2 separate regions of the Homo sapiens genome follow, and region 2 is linked to region 1. The links are chromatin contacts, found by Hi-C in ENCODE. All regions are on one chromosome and are shown on one strand. Each heading gives the region's core, a stretch centred on a gene start or an enhancer-like site at or near the end of the contact. The rest is flanking DNA. Distances are from core to core; before and after follow the strand shown. Region 1 has its middle 44 kb from the start of ZNF195. Region 2 holds the start of RRM1 (ribonucleotide reductase catalytic subunit M1).

Region 1 (2,700 bases), core at 2-2,501:
ATCCAAACTCACTCATCCCAGTGAGCTCACCGCACATGAATTACAAATGGGGCCGGGTGCATTAAGCCCCTCTACTGGCAGAAGGGAGGCTGCTGCCTGCCATGCGCCTGTGCTGAGAATGGCAGGTCCCCAGGGAGACGAGAGGCCACCCCCTTCTCTGTCTCTTCCATCACAGGCGTGAGAACCTCAGAGCATGAGCCGATTCTGTGCAGTGCTCGACATACAGACGAGAACACTGAGGCAGGAGAGACAGCCTGTGACCTGGTCACTGCGCTCAGGAGGACGTGGTTACCCGTGGTCCTGAGGGCGCTGACTTTTTAGAATGGGCGAGGGCAGCTCTGTCCCAGTGACCAGAACGGTTACTGTCTTTAAAAAGTCGTGAAAATGATCGTGAACTGTACCCCACAACGAGTGCGCGTCTGCCCCCCAAGACGGTGGAGAGGCCCCCAGCTTCTCCCGCCAGCTCGCGGGGCAGGAGGGGTGCGAGCAACTCTGGCCAGGCCCCAGGGACGGGGACCGGGTCGCGCGGACCTGACCGGCGGGAGCCCAGGCATTCACGTGGCGGGAGCGCTGGAGGCTTCAGCACGGAGACCCATCCCGTCTGCCCCTGGACTCCCGCGAGCCCCGCGGGCCTCTCCGCTCGCCCCGCCGCCCACCTGCCAGGGGAAGGAACGCAGTGCGCGCGCCGCCAGGAAGCGGCGCTCGAAACTCTGCAGCAAGAGTTCGGTCCCCGCGTTCTCCTCGGGCACCATGACGGGGGCGGGGCCGCAGCGTTGCCGGGAGACCGGGCGGAAGCCGAGCCTGGACTGAAAAGGGGGCGGGCCCAGGGCAGTGCGCGGGGGCAGAGAGGGGGCGGGGCCTGGGGGTAGGCTTAGGATGAGAGTCGTGGGAGCGGCTCTAGGGCGGGGCCAGGATGAGCGTTATGAGGCGGGGGCCTGGGGTGGGGCCAGAATGAGCGTCTTGAGGGCGAGGCCTGGGGTAGGGCCAGGAGAAGCGTCGTTGGGGCAGGTCCTGGGGAGAGTTCAGGTTGGCGTGTCCTGGGGCGGGGCCAGGACAGGGCGATCCTGGAAGCGGGGCTTCGGAAACATCCAGGTTGGAGACGTCCTGGAGGCGGGGCCTTGCGTGGGGGCAGGATAAGAGTCCTGGAGGCGGGCGTTAGGGTGGGGGTAAAGGACGATTGGGTTCAGGAGGCGAGACTCGGAGCAGAGCCCAGGAGACAGGTCCTAGGGCGGGGCTAAGGCCAGACCCGGAGAACGGCTCAGGAGGCGGGGCCAGGGCGGGGCGTTGACTATGTCGTAGCACGTGGCCAGGCGCTGCTCGGACTCTGGGAGGCGGAGCTTAGGACGGGCCTACGTGGGGAGGGGCCCAGGGTCCGGGAGGCGGGGCCGAGTCCGGGCTGCTGGCTGCGCTCAGGAGGCGGGCCCTGGGAGGCGGAGCTTAGGGAGGGGCCGGTGTCGGGAGGGACCCAGGGACTGGGAGGCGGGTCGGGGCTGGGCTCAGGGGCCGAGAGGGAGCTGGGCTTGGGGCGGGGCCGAGACGGAGCGAGGGGTCCAGGGTGTGAGAAACGGGGAGGGGTTTGAGGAGGGGATTGGAGCGTGGCTCAAGTTCGGGAGGCGTTACCTGCGGAGAGTTTGAGGCAGGCCCAGGAGCGAGCCCACGGTCTGCCGACGCGGAGCCAGGGACGGGCCCCAGGATCCGGAGCTTCAGGCGGGGCCGAGTCCGGGTTTGGGGCCCGGGAGTCGGGGCCGGTTAGGGCGAGGGTCCCCGGGATCGTCCGGTCAGGCCTTGGGCCAACGTAGGCACTCTCGCAGTTCCTCCGCCTTCAGGAAGGTCTTTTTGGCAGGGGCCTTATGGGTGCGCGCTTCGGTCCTGGAGGCGTTATCCTAGCCTCCTCTCCATCAGCGCCACCCGTCCGGGGCCCGATAGGAGGGAGTTTTCCCTCTGTCCCCCACCCTTTGGACTGTCACCAAACAAGCCATTCGTTCACCAAATACTTATTAAGCGCCTACCATGTGTCTGGCAAGGGAGATGTAACAGTGAGAAAAACTAGGTGTGGTCCAGGCCCTCCAGGGGCTCAGGGGCTCGTGGAAGAAGTGGACATTGAGGTACTTATCACACAAATAAGTATAAAAGTACAATAGCGATATCTGCCACGAAGGCGAGCAGACAGAGCTAGCGGGGCTTCCAGGAGGAGTTTTGATCTTGCAGGGACAGGAAGGAGGAGTTAGCTCCTGGGGGGCGGGATTGGGGGTGGTGGTGATATAGACGTGGGGGACAGAGTGGAAAACAACAAAAATATAATTATTTTAGTTCAAAGTTATTGTGTCTTGAGTTGAAAGGCTGGGCAGTTAGCAACACAGTTCAGATTTCAGTACTGCCCCTGAAATCTGAACTGTGTTCAAAGTCTAAAACGTTTACCTTAGCAAATCCCTCATAAAACTCCATTTGGAAGAGTCCCGAGAGCTAATTTGTTCAGTGTACTTGCAAAAGGTAGATGAGGAGACAGACAAAATCTTATTACCTCTTTCAGATGAGAGGCACTTGAGCCCTGCTCAGCTGCGAGAATAAGAGAGGGGAATTAATTCTATTTGAATACACGTGTTCTCTCACAGCTGTTGTTCCCCACCAGAACCAAATGAGCGCAAGATCTGACAAAGAAAAAAAAAAAAGGTTCATCTTTTATTCCCCCAAACACTTTCA
Region 2 (2,700 bases), core at 166-2,665, 670 kb after region 1:
TTTTAAAGTATAATTTTCTCTCATGCAGTATCTGGGACACATTTTTATTTGCTAAATTGGGAAACCCTATGTCTGGGTAAACTTGACCCTATCTATCCTATAACTTCACTTACGACTTTTAAAAAACATATCTATTTAATTTTTCTTTCTTTTTTTTTGTTTTTTTTGAGACGGCGTCTCACTCTCTTGCCTAGGCTAGGGTGCAATGGCGCGATCTTGGCTCACTGCAACCTCTGCCTCCAGCGTTCAAGCGATTCTTCTGCCTCAGCCTCCTGAGTAGCTGGGATTACAGGCGCGTGCTACCATGCCTGGCTACTTTTTGTATTTTTAGCAGCGGGGGGGTTTCACCACGTTGGTTAGGCTGGTCTCGAACTCCTGACCTCGTGATCTGCCCGCCTTGGCCTCCCATAGTGCTGGGATTACAGGAGTGAAGCACCGCGCTGGCCTACTTTTTCTATTTTTTGTAGAAATGGGGTCTCACTATGTTGCCCAGGCTTATCTCAACACCTGGCCTCACATGATGCTCCCGCCTTAGCCTCCCAAAATGCTGCAATTACAGGCTCACTTACGACTTTCCATGATTTTTGAAATTACTTCACAGGGAGCCTGGGCAGCTTCTGGAGGGCAGTGAGAAACCAACGAAAAGGCTTTAGGGAAAAGATGCCACAGATGAAATTTCATAAAGATCGCTTTGGGTAGCCCAAATCAGAAGCTTCTACACCAGCCTTACATATTACGGTTCTCATCTATTCTTATTCTCCACTCTAAGTCACCAAGTCCATCCTACCTCCACAAGGCAAATACCCTGTCTCTGCCACCATCCACTGAAGAACCCTAAAAGCAAATGGGTACTGACCCTGCCCTGCTTAAAATTCTCTCAGGGCTCTGATTTGCGTCAGGATAAAATCCAAACGCCATCGGCCTTGCGCGGTTTTCTTCCAGTTCCAGAGTGTCAGTCCTCTGGCCGATCTAAAAGCCCTGGGGCTCCAAGCTGCCCACGGCTGTGGAGCCTGGGCTGGAGCCCACAGCGGACGGCAGTGTTAGTATTATTATAATAAATGTCAGAGCAAGAAAAACGTTCCCGCCGGTTAGGTTTTGTTATTTCAAAAATAAATTAACCGCCTTTCCTCCGGCGGAGACGCGCAGGTGAGAGGGCGGCGCCTGACCCAGCGGGCTCTAGGTGCTACGCCAGGGCCCCGAGGGTCCCGAACTCGGCTTGCCCACACAAAACATGGTAGCAGGAGAGCAGCATTTCCGCCGGGCATGTCCATATCCAATGGGGCCCATGGGAGAGGCGTAGTCTTCTGGGTCTTGCCCAGACTCAACATGGCGGCTACACGTCGCCTGTCAGTCTGTGAAGCCTACCCCGGGCGTGGGCCGCAGCGTCGAGTAACGTCATTCGAACCCCGTCGCGCCCCTTTGTGCGTCACGGGTGGCGGGCGCGGGAAGGGGATTTGGATTGTTGCGCCTCTGCTCTGAAGAAAGTGCTGTCTGGCTCCAACTCCAGTTCTTTCCCCTGAGCAGCGCCTGGAACCTAACCCTTCCCACTCTGTCACCTTCTCGATCCCGCCGGCGCTTTAGAGCCGCAGTCCAGTCTTGGATCCTTCAGAGCCTCAGCCACTAGCTGCGATGCATGTGATCAAGCGAGGTGAGGGGGGGACGAGGTGGGCGAGAAGGAAGGTGAGGGGATGCGGGCTGCCGCCGCCGGAGCTGATGCCCAGACCGCCCGCCCGCCTTCGCTGCTTCCCGCCTTTCCCGCATTTCCCGCCGCGGCCTTCCGCCCTGTCAGCCCGCTCGGCCTTCTGTCTTCAGTCAGCCTGCCCCGAACCTCCTTCGGGCCTTCAGGCTGCGCCCCCTCGGCTTTGTCATCCTGCCGCCTTTCAAAAGGATAACACTTACCCCGTATCGAGTAGTGACTGCGTACGCCGAGCACTTGCCAGGCACTATTTTATTCCTCCCTGCAAGCCTCTGAGAGATGATTAGCTTATTACAGATGAGGAAACTGACGCTCAGAGCGAGGTGTCGCCGACTGACCCAAAGTCACCCATAGGTGACAATACGGTTTGATTTGAAAACCGTGGGGTTGGTGAGCTGTCTTAGGCACAGGGTCGGGGGGCAGCTAGGAAAGAAGGAGGGGGCCTCTCTACCCTCCGTAGGCACTTGTCAGTTTACTGATCTCTTTTGTGGGGTGAGGATAGGAGTGTGGCGTGGAAAAAACAGATCCCAGACAGACAGCACCCTCGAGTTCCTTTCCCTTCATGGGAAGAGATGCTGAATCAGAGAAGGGTGGCTGAGACATCTTCTGACAAGATGGGGACTGGGAAGAGTCAGGAACTCGTATTCTTTCTCAACAGTTCTTTTTCATTAGACTTGCCAAGTGCCCGCTTTGTGCCCAGCCCTTTGCTTGGCTTTGTGAGATTGTAGGAGGAGACAGTCCCTGCCTTGGGAACAGGCTTCATCGGGTTGGAAAAACAAGAGCAACATACTTTTAACAACCGCATGAGATACGTATGAACAAGTTTTGAGTTGAACCTACTTGCCTTTGTTAAAGCAATACAATGATTTCAAAATTGTAGGCACTTAGTAAATACTGGTTAATCGACTGGTTGTTTCTATTTTGTCCTCTAGGCTGTGAACATTTCAAAGATGGAGACTTGTTTGAGACAGAGTCTTGCTCTGTCACCCAGGATGGAATGCAGT

The links. Hi-C counts contacts between places; a loop is a spot of excess contacts on that map. Pooled maps may share reads with other maps.
Region 2: a loop to region 1 is called in a pooled map, with 23 times the contacts of the local background. The contact joins the promoter of RRM1 here to the enhancer-like site in region 1. A Hi-C loop is called at or near these places in 3 of 37 single-sample maps with no recorded cell type and 11 of 50 pooled maps.

The regions. Positions count from the first base shown.
Region 1 is chr11:3,421,745-3,424,444 of GRCh38, forward strand. It overlaps the pseudogene FAM86GP. Among named protein-coding and RNA genes, the nearest start is that of ZNF195, 44 kb to the left of the region's middle. RefSeq lists silencers at 525-664, 695-834, 1,335-1,544. Within about 2 kb of position 1,252, at least 36 of the 41 ENCODE cell types and tissues checked have a DNase peak (open chromatin) inside an H3K27ac peak, as active enhancers do.
Region 2 is chr11:4,093,384-4,096,083 of GRCh38, forward strand. RRM1 (ribonucleotide reductase catalytic subunit M1) reads left to right here and starts at 1,416. Exons shown (of 19, transcript NM_001033.5): 1 at 1,416-1,648. The coding sequence starts at 1,630. RefSeq lists enhancers at 1,046-1,115, 1,176-1,645.